Regions from separate parts of the Homo sapiens genome. Here region 2 is linked to region 1. The links are chromatin loops, found by intact Hi-C in ENCODE. Cell type or tissue: heart left ventricle. All regions are shown on one strand. Each heading gives the region's core, and the rest is flanking DNA. Links, peaks and the distances in the headings are about the cores only. Region 1 has its middle 200 kb from the start of LINC02344. Region 2 overlaps STARD13 (StAR related lipid transfer domain containing 13).

The links. Peaks named below come from ENCODE experiments on the same cell type or tissue, not always from the same donor. Only the 100,000 strongest peaks of a DNase experiment are listed, where the experiment ranks them.
Region 2: it touches region 1 in a loop (2.4-fold over the local background); 17 of 110 quality-filtered maps call a loop at or near these places.

Annotation. Positions count from the first base shown.
Region 1 is chr13:33,531,987-33,537,370 of GRCh38, forward strand. It overlaps a transcript of STARD13 not described here. Among named protein-coding and RNA genes, the nearest start is that of LINC02344, 200 kb to the left of the region's middle. In heart left ventricle, for the core only: no CTCF peak of the experiment used is centred there; no DNase peak of the experiment used is centred there; H3K4me3 peaks cover 259 bases; H3K27ac peaks cover 235 bases.
Region 2 is chr13:33,126,713-33,132,096 of GRCh38, forward strand. It overlaps STARD13 (StAR related lipid transfer domain containing 13), which reads right to left. Exons shown (of 14, transcript NM_178006.4): 5 at 2,217-3,577; 6 at 661-834. Among named protein-coding and RNA genes, the nearest start is that of KL, 110 kb to the left of the region's middle. In heart left ventricle, for the core only: a CTCF peak has its summit at 722; DNase peaks (open chromatin) are centred at 759, 2,629, 2,959 and 3,359; H3K27ac peaks cover 1,735 bases.

The DNA.
Region 1 (5,384 bases), core at 335-5,334:
CCCCCGTCCCCATCTTTTTAGTGATTATATACTATTTTCTCTTCCTCTTAGCCTTCATTTAGTCTTAGTTCTCCTACGAAGTCTCTATTGCAGCTCAGCACAGTCTATAGGCTGTCGTTCTGCTCACCTGTTACCTGAAGCTCATTTTCTAGCAGGCTCTTCAGGAAGATCTCATAGTCATTGTGCCCTTTTTGCTACAAAGTAAGTTTTTCTGGACACAAAGTGCTTGGCACATACTTTTTTCCCTTGAGAATCTTAATTATGTTACCTTATTTTCTTTTAGCCTAATGTATTGCTAATGAAAAAAACTGAAGTTTATCTAATTATGATCTCTTATAAATCATGTGCTCTTTTCCCCTCTAAATAGTCAAAGGATTTTTAAAAAATTAAAACCCAGTAATTGTGGTAGAGTGTCTTGATATTATAATTCTGGGTTGATCTTTTTAGGTGTATGGAGAACTCTCTCAATATGTAACTTCTAATCTTTTTTATTTCAGGAAAGTTTTCTTGAATAATAATTTTTAGCATTTCTTCTGGTCCCTGGATTTAGTTTTCTTCCTTTATGGCTGTGCTTGTAAGAAATTTTTCTATCTTGAAGTCTGAAAACATTCTGTTTATTTTTGTCAAAGTTGTAATGCTTTGACTTTTACTTGTATGCTATTAATATACCTGGGATACTGTGTGTACAAAATTCCTTTCATGAAAACAGGAGAGAAATTTATGTCATTTGGGTATAAAAAAGTTGTACTTCTGAGCAATTGTTTATTTATATCTCAAGTAATTATGAACTAATCTGATTCATACCTGGTGTCTGATTCCGACATGAGGAATCCAAAGGGTAGCAGTGGTCTTGTAAGATGATTACTGTATTTCCACACAAAACTGGGTCAAGGAAGTACAAGTGGTTCTTGTGGACCAGATGGGCACCTTCCAGGTGAAGAAATCAGCCACAAAATTTTTCCAAAGGGGCTGGGACAATGGGACCCCAACAGAAAGAACCCAGGTGAGGCAAACATATCAGTCACCCATGGCTAAATGTTGGCTTAAGTCCTAAGTGGCCAGTGGGAGAAAGGCCAATCCGAGAATTGTGTCACTGGAGATTCCAGGCAGAGGAACATAAAGAGGTACTTTTAGTGTCAATCAAAGCCCCAAGAATGCCAGTTCCAGATTGTCAGAGTAGTGACCATGTAAACCTGGGTCTTTTCCCCCAGTCCTTTCTACCTAGTAAGACCCTGGAGGATGAGACACTGTAGGTAGCAGACTGGGTGAGGAGCAATAGAGCAAGATATGAAAACAAAAGAGAAGCCAACCCCCACAGGCCTTTCTGCCCATAGCAGGTCTCAGCAGTGGGAAGCAGCTTTAAATTAGGTAAGATTATGAAGCTATGTGATTATAAATGGTCTGAAAGTTCTGAATATTTAAATGAAACTGTTCTTGTGCCAAAAGGTAACCAGAGGATGTTTTATTTTAAAATGATTGGAAATACTATGGCACCCACCTGATAAATCATTCAAAGTAGAGAAGAAATATTCCTTGCACATATTTGAAGGAACAACAGAAAGAAAAAACAAAGCTCTTTTTTTTTTGTTCACCCTATCAAGTTGTTTCCATTCAATAAAATTATTACATCTGGTAAGTAAGTGGATTTATGCTTATATAAACTGAAAAAGGCTAGGAAGTACATGGTAAGATCACATGCAAATTTAAACCAAAGCCTTTGCTTACAATTTCCTTGTATTTGATGTCAATAAAACTTTCAAACACCTGAGCACCTCTTCCATGGAGACTTCCCCAGCCACTCTGATCATGACTGTGAGGACTGGATATAAAGCTCTAGGCACATGTTCAGCCCTTAACAAATGCTGAGTGTTAATTATGCTCTTCTCTGCTCTCACAGCACACATCATCAGAAGGTGTTTTCCATTACATGAATGTGTCTCTTTTCTTCAATTACTCTCAAAGTTCCTAGAAATGAAGGACATATCTTATACTTACTTTATGTTCATCAGAATTCTGGTCAGAACGTTGTGCTTAGGACTTTTCAAAAGTAACTGACAACTGATCAATAAGTAGAGATAAGTGGAGTGATGGTATCACAATAGGAATGCTCTGGGGCAAGCAAGGAAAGCCTACTAGCAACCCTGAAATCACTCTTTTTGTTAGCTGGGTGTACTTTTCACTTTTTCTATACTCTCAGATTTCTCATCAATAGAATGTCTATTTTATGTCCTAGAGTCTCCTACCATAAAATACTAGGCCTTTACAAATTATATTATTTTGAGTTATCAGACTTTTAGAGTATCTTCTTTGGAATGGTATTCAAGCTCAGGGAGAGCCACATGAACTAACTGGATGATGCATTGCTCTGTGTAAAGTTTCCTCTAAGCAGTTTAAGAATGTTATGCACCAGACAGGGAAAATAGTTGAAGAAGTAGGACAGAAAGAAGTGTGTATTTTCTGTCTGGTTTTAAATGTAATTCAACAGGTAGACATTGGATTTCAACATTTTTAAAAAGGTCTCTTGTTTATCCTTGTTTTAAAGATATTTGAAACTACATGCTGTTTTTTCATACATGTATTTTGTGATCATGTACTATGTTAAGCAGGAGAAAAGGAACCTTTTCTAATGTATTTTTTTATATATAGAATACACTGTTGAAACACTATTAAAATGATTATAGAACATTTCAGTGGCCTTTGGATATATTTAAATTCTTCTAAGTGTCTAGTATAAGCACTATGAGATTAAGGACTGGGCCTGTTTTAACATTATTTTATAAAAACTTATTTTCCTTTTATTATTCAAGTTATGGTTATCTACCATCCAAACTATTCATGACAAATGAAACACTAACCCCAAAGAGGGAAAGCAGAACAAATTAAAATGTACCATTTTCTTGATGAAAGAAGATGTTATGTCCAAATTCTGGACATAATAAAAGGAGAACCGGGCCGTTTGTGGCTCACGCCTGTAATCCTAACACTTTAGGAGGCTGAGGCGGGCGGATCACCTGAGGTCAGGAGTTCGAGAACAGCCTGGCCAACATGGTGAAACTCATCTCTATTAAAAATACAAAAATTAGCCTGGTGTGGTTGTGCATGCCTGTAATCTCAGCTACTCAGGAGGCTGAGGCTGGAAAATCGCTTGAACCCAGGAGACAGAGGCTGCAGTGAGCCGAGATCATGCCATTGTGCTCCAGTCTGGATGACAAGAGCGAAACTCTGTCTCAAAAAGAAAAAAAAAGGAGAACCAAATGGGTTTTCTTCATTACATAAATCTGAATACGACTGGCCAAAAATAAAAGCAAAAGTGAAAAAAGCACTGACTGGAAATTTTAGCCCCAAGTCTTCCTTTAAACTTAATATTGATGATTTCAAAGTTTAGAAGAGTTACATACAAATATTCTTGAACTATAACAATTTCAAATTGATACAATTAAGTAAAATATATTTTGTATTTTAAGTTTTACCACAGAGAATCAAAGGCAATCAATTAAAGATAAAATTGTATTTTAGTAACTTAAAAATACAACTTCCAGGAGCAGATGAGAAAGAAAAACATCAATTAATTGTTTTGATTTTCAAAATAACTTAATTATATTAATTAGAGATATAACAAAGGCCTGCTCCAAAGGAGGAGAAAGTTCTTAGAACATATTGGTTGTTTTGCACCAAGGTCAACTTTATTTTGAACATAAAAAACTTACATTCTTTCTCTTACCACAAAAGCTGAAGTAAATATGTTCTAGCCCTCAAATGTGACTATTGGTGTTTTGGGGATAAAGGGAACTTTGCCCCCTTATTGATGGCTTCTTGTTTCTTTACAATAATCCCATTCAGGGAAATAAAAGGCACATTTGTTTTACTGATTCCATCTAAGCATATTATACAAGGCGAGATGGCAGTCCGAAAATCTATACTTAAATTATTGGAATGGAAGAGGACTGAGTGATCCCTTATAGAACACACAGAGGTCAGGCTTACACCCCAGTTGGTCCTCATCATGATCTGGAATAAGAGCATCAGTGATTTGGGGGACATGAATAGAGCTGGGTTATGGGAAAGCTACTCTAGATGTGACATTCCATTTTCCGTGTGTGCATGTAAATAAATTAAATATATAGGATTGTCAATCCTCAGTGATACAGTTAAGAGTACTGAAGACTCAAAGGTGGAAAATAAAATGGTAAAATGGTGAAGCAAAACAGAAATGGCAAATAAGACAACTAAATTGTGCTGGCCATTATTTAACATGCCATTACATCATACGTATTTTTAAAGCCAGGAATTTATGAAATTTAGTGTAACATCATTTGGACTGTTTTATCATCAATAACTGTAAGAAACTTTTTAATTGTTCCAAACTGCATTTGTTTATTCTATAAGTTAGGAAAATGAAAACTAATAAAAAATAATAAAGAAAACGAAGCTTAGGAAATAAGAGTATTTGATTCTGAAATATATTTTCCCATCATGGGAGAGTCTCCTGAATCTGAGAATGTTGTAATATTACTCAGTCTATATTTACTGCATAATGATTATGCTGTCTTGGTAAGATAAAAATTAGATAAACATTAGGGATGTATATGAGAGGTGACAATAAAAACTGAAGTCAATGTCTTATATTCAAGGGATTTATAACTCTCTCTGGGCTAGCACAATCTGAAAAGCAGAATTAAAAGGGAAAAACTGGTAGATACCTCTTTTAACGAACACTCAACTGTAAAACCACCTGGTTTTCCTCTTTAAAGAAAGAAGAAATTGCTTCTGCCAGCTTACTGAACAGAACTTCCCTGTGATGTCTGATAACAGCCTATACTCCAATCTCTGTAAAAGTCACACTAATTATTAATACACTGGAGCAGAGTTCAGGTTCCATTTTGTCATACAGTCTTAGTGAAACTGCCTCATTATATTGTTCTATCGGTTTGTTAGTAACAAAATTCCCTTGCTATTCATATTAGAGCTGCTTTAAATTTTATTCCACATTAAATAAACTTTTTAATCAGATTTTCTTTTAGGTTATTTTATCATAGTAAAAATTTTATTTTAGGTTACAAAAACAATTTCAGGATTCATTAAATAGCAGCAAGAGAGCAAATACCACGACTTGAGCACTACAGATGAGTAAACTTCCAGAACAGTTCTGAGCACGGCTTTCAATAAAATGAACAAGTTGTTTACATAGCTGTGAGAAAGGTTATTGTTTCATTGGTTTTGCGTCCTAGTGCAGCATTCAGCATTTAGTGGGAGTCCAATCAGTGTTTACTGAATAAAACAAACTAAGTGATGAGCAGAAATCTGGAAATGTTGTGGTTTCCGAAATACTGCTGCTACGCAGACAAGTTATGACTAACATTCCCCCTTGAAGTTAAAACTGTTTG
Region 2 (5,384 bases), core at 249-5,248, 410 kb before region 1:
GCATATATTGATTTGACCATGAATTTATAACCTTCTAAAATATTTCATAAAAGCACCATTGATTTTTTAAATATGTATAATATAAAACATAGAACAATTACTGACACATTTTGTATTTTTTCAAACCCACCAAATCATCTACAATAGGTCCACATTCAAGTTCTAACATGCTTCTGTCAATTCCTTATTACAAGGTTTACTGCATATTCTTGTTTCTATTTGCCAATGAAATAAAAGCAGAAATGTATTTGAAGAATTAAATGCTCTTTGAATGAATCAATGCTCTAAGTGGTAAGCTTTGCATCAGGCCAGAAGGTACAAGTGACAGCTGTTTCTGTGCAAACTGCCAGGATTATTTTATGGCAAGTTTATTTTTATTTCCTCTGTTCACAATTAATCACCCTTTACTTGTCTCTTTTTCCTTTCTTGGAGCCTGACTGCCTTCCCTGGAAACCAACTGAGAACTACAAATAGAGCAATGTTTCCTGTAGGGTCCACTGCATCGAGGCTACGGCAGAGCTCATGCCTTATGTCCAGGAGATCATCAGTGAAGGCAATGAATGGGTTTTTCAGATATCACAAAGTAAACATGGAAGCTTCTGCAATCACACACTTAGCTCTAGAGCCAAGGATCCCCTCCTAGGTGAATGTGCTACGCACCATGTCCAGCCGTGCTTGTTGGACATGGAGTGCTTCTCCATGATGGCCGTGAGGCGGAGCAGTGAGAAGCGCTGGAGCAGGCTCAGCTGGCTGGCCGTCTGGCTGCTGATGTGGGGCGATGCTGGGGCCGGCCGGGGCTGGTGCGACAGCTGGAAACTGTTCCATCGGAGTCGCCTTTACCAGAGAGACCATCAGAGAAGCCAGTCACAAAGTGGACTTGGTAGCGGGAAACACGGGACATCACCAAGGTACACGCAGCTAATCAAGATAGCAGCCGAGCAAAGAAAATCGCAAAGCAAATGGAACAGAAGACACAAGTGTGCAGAATAAACATAGGACATGATTTTTCCAAGTCAGATAAATCTGGAAAAAGTCTTATTATCCATTTTATTAGGGGGTTTAAATAAGTGATAGAGGAAATATTATGTTTGTTTATTCCAAATTTGTTCCCAAAGTGTTGAGAGCAAGCTGAGACAGTGTGTGTGTGAGTGAGTGTGTGTGTGTGTGTATGTGAGAGAGAGAGAGAGAGAAACAGAGGGAGAGAGAGAAACGGAAAGAGAGGAAAGAGACGGAGACAGGGAGATATAGACAGAAGCAGAGAGAGCAGAGAGATAGAAAAGAGAGAGACAGATGTAGATGGAGAGATGGAGAGATGAGACAAAAAGAGATACAGAGGCAGAGGATGGAGAGACAGACAGAGACAGAAAGATAGAGACAGAGCAAGAGACAGAGAGAGGGAAGACAGAGATAGAGCAATATAGACAGAGGACAGACAGAGGTAGAGCGATAAAGACAAAGAGAGAAAGAGAGAGAGATACAGACAGGGAGCAAGAAACAGAGAGAGAGAGAGGGAGAGAGCTGTCGAATGTCTAGGGCTGTAGAAAATTTTCTCATTGTCTTCCATGTGTCTACACTCTATATCTTGCTCAGTATTGAGATGGAGCCCGAAGATGAGAGGTACAGAGGTGACACATCACTGAACCACAAGACACACCCTTGCCTCAACCAGAAACCCAGCAGCACAGGGCCATTTTTCTATGGTGCTTCTGAAACGGTCTTTGTAGGTCAGCTTTGATGTACTTTGTAATTGGCACTTTAAAGCAAAAACAAACTTGCAGAGTACACATCTTAGGCCTCAGAAATTTCTTATAGGAGCAAAAAAAGTGTAAAATTTGGGGAAGAGACATTTTGATGAACGCATCACAGGAAGGTCAGGGGAAGAGTCGGTGCCTAGGAACTGGGTATTGGTTATCCAGGATTCCCTGCCTATGGTGCCCAGTATAACGCTTTGCACATAAGAAGCTCAAAATATTTTTGGATAAAACTAGGAACAAAATAAAGGATAAGCACAAATAAATATGAGTTCACATGGATTCAATCACCATGATACCTGTACAGAAGTCATACTTCTGTTCAAATAATTCCTAATCACATACATCACTTAGAACAGAGTCAGGCATTTAGTAAGTACTCTGTGTATGTTTGTTAAAGAAATAAACAGAACACAATTACTATGAAATGGATGAAAAATCATTTCACAAGTGCATGCCACCTACCTGTTTGGCCTGGTCAGAGAGGCCCCTACACCAGAATCCCTCCTGTCTCTGACCCCAGGAGGCTCAGATTCATTAAGAGATGTTACATCTCTTTCCACATCACTGGGTGTCGTCCGACCTTCTGAGACAGAGTTACCTTCAAAATCTAAGGTGATCTGATTAGGAGATGGAAAGGTGGATAAGCCAGGTTCCCCAACCAATGTATCATGAGTTTGCAGTTCAGGCAAGACATCTTTGGACCAGTCATCGACTACCTCTTGGAGCCCATTGACATGCTGCAGAATGTCATCCAAGTGAGGGAAAAGGTCATCTTTCTCCAAGTCCAAAAGATCTCCTGTGCTGGCATACAGATGGGAGCCAGGGACATTGTCATAGATACTGACTCGGCTGGCTCTGTGGCAGGACGCCATGAGCCGGGGCTCCCTGGCACCAGGGACCTGCTCTCTGCCCAGGGAGATGCTACCGGTCCTCCAATTAACCCCATTGCTACTATCTGTGGGAGAGAGGCTTTCAATAGAAAGTGCCTTGGGGAATGTTCCTGGTTTGTGATCCTTGGGAATATGCACCACCAAATTCTCTTGGGAGTGAAATTCATGCATACGGCTTTGGTCCCCTGCATCCGGCAGTGCTGTCCCCGCCAGCACATCTAGGTCCTCCAAGTACATGCCCCCGCGCTTGTTGGCCTCGTGGCACTTGCGTTCCTTCAGGCAGGGCGTGCTCACCCCGCTGCTGCTGTGCTCCGACGGGCTGCTCTCGCCACTCGACTTGCCAGAGCATGGGAGCCCTTTTCTGCAGGCAGGTGGCGGCGAATTCTGGAGATCTCCATTTGGTATTTGGATGCACTGCATAGCCTTAAAGGACTCTGGCTCCTGCTGCAACATGGGCCCACTGATCACCAGGCCACCTGTCCGCCCAGACCCCTTATGCCTCCCGTGGGCTCCCTTCCCTCGGAGTGTTTCCATGCGTTTCAAAAATGATTTGGCCCTAGCCCTCGTGGGCTTCTCATTCTTGGGGTGGAAGGGGTGGTTGAGGACATCTCTGGGGGGCTGTGGGAGGCTGCTGCTGACGAGTGGGGCATCCAGCATGACCGGGTTGTCTGTACAGCACTGGCCCGGCTGGCTGCGACTGTCGCTGCCTCCACTGCTTTCGCTGTGAATGGAGCAGACCTCAGGCTCGCTCAGGTCTGTGAGGACGCTCTCACTGCTGGTCGTGTTCCTCATCCCCGTGCCTCCCGGTGACCCATTTCTGTCTCCTCGAGGGAGCAGCGTGTAGAGGTCGTCCACACGAGACCACCTGCGACTGGTTCTTTGGAAAGTCCATTTGTTGCTGATACAAAGATCTTCCTCATCGGAGTCGTCACCCTGCAGAGCACCAAGGAAAATGCTCATTAGCAGACAGCGTGGCTGAAGCAGGAACTCTGGGTGCTCTGAGGGCAGCCCTGTGTGGTCCTCCACCTCCCTCCCCTCTGTCCTCCCATGCACAGGTGTGAGCTTCTTGGGCACCTCTAAGCTGTCCTTCTACCACTTGCACTGTCTTGTACATACCCTTCCTCCCAGTGGCCAGAGGACCCTTCTCAACTTGCCAAACTTTCTTCCTTCCCATTTTCAAAGAGGTTTTGAATGCCTCCTTCCTTCCTCTCTAAGAAGTTTTCCCTGACTGATTATAAAGAGGGTATAATTACATCAGACTAGACGGTCTAAATATAAAGCACCTGCAGTCTTCTTTTTCACAAAGGAACTCAACTCTGCCATAAAAGGCACTTACTTCTTTCCAGAAACCTCTTCACTGAGCCCCGGGGACCATATTTCCAGCTTGCCCCATCTGAATCTCAGCTTCAGTATATCTCAAAGCTAACACTCCTTATTTTAGTCCCCTGCACTTGATTCTTATCGTGTATTCCCTGGATAAGGTAACAGCAAAATGAACCACTGAATTTCTTTAAGTAGAGATGAGGGAGCCATTCTGGAGATCGCTATTTGTGATCCAATCCGGCTACTCTGCATGAGCGTCTTTTTCTGTGGAATCAACTCCGAGTCAGAATGCCGTTGGCAGGACGCACACCTCTGTGTGGCTGCAGTGGGTCCCCGCGGCTTGGCACTGTCTTACACTTTGGGCCTCACACATTGACTCTAGGTGTCTGGTTTCTGCCTGAATTTGCAGCCCCTGAGAGGGGAGCATCTGCATTCCCTGAGGCCAGAGATGGCCTGGTTTAGCTTTGCATAGCCTTGGGCCCAGCGCAGACCTTGACCTAGAGCATATCATTTCCTTCTGAAATAAACTGAATCATCGGATCCTGCTTCATCCTCACCAAGCACATCACCAAGACCTAATTCTGAACTGATTTTCAAATCTGTTCCCTCATTCGTAATTTCACTCTCATTCTCTTAGTGTAGGCCTTGCCACCTCTCTCTGGATCTGTTACAGTAAAAATGTGGGAGAAACCCTGTCTCCAGCATCTTCCCCATCTAAATAGCTTTCCACAGTGTAGTCCAAATCGAATCATATGATTTTTTTTTTTCAGCTTAGAAGCCTTCTGCTTGAAAGCCTCCACTCTCAGTTGTTACAGGTGAAGTCATCAAGAGCCGGGCCTGCTACAGTGAGCCGTGATGGCACCACTGCACCCCAGCCGCAGCAACAAAGTGAGACACTATCTCAAAAAAATAAAAAAGAGCAAGACCTGTGTTTCTCTGTTTCATTATTCATATAAACATATTTATTCATATGTATAGCCTGTCCAATGCCAAGGACATAATAATTGCTTATTTTTTGTGAATTGAATTAAATTTATTTTACTCTACCTGGGTGTTCAGTTTTAAGACCTGGTTCCAAGTGTCAGTGATACCAGTTAAGAGCTAGGTGACTGTCCACAGTCTACTTACCCTCTCTAAAGTAAGTTTCTGCCACTTATAAGATTGAAGCGGGTCTTGCCTCATAGGTTTGCTGAAGAGAATAAAGAAGGTAGTGCATTCAGCAGTCCCTCACTGAGAGGTATTTGCTTATTTGTATCTTTCAATGTTTGTTCAATTGCCTACTAATCTTTTTATGTATCTAGCGTCCACTTTAACTCCCTTTAACCTTGCAGTGTGTTGTTTTTAAGGAAACCTAAGCAGATGCACAGTTAATCATTGTGGGGATCCTCCTATTCTTGTTTATTCCTTCAAAATCTAG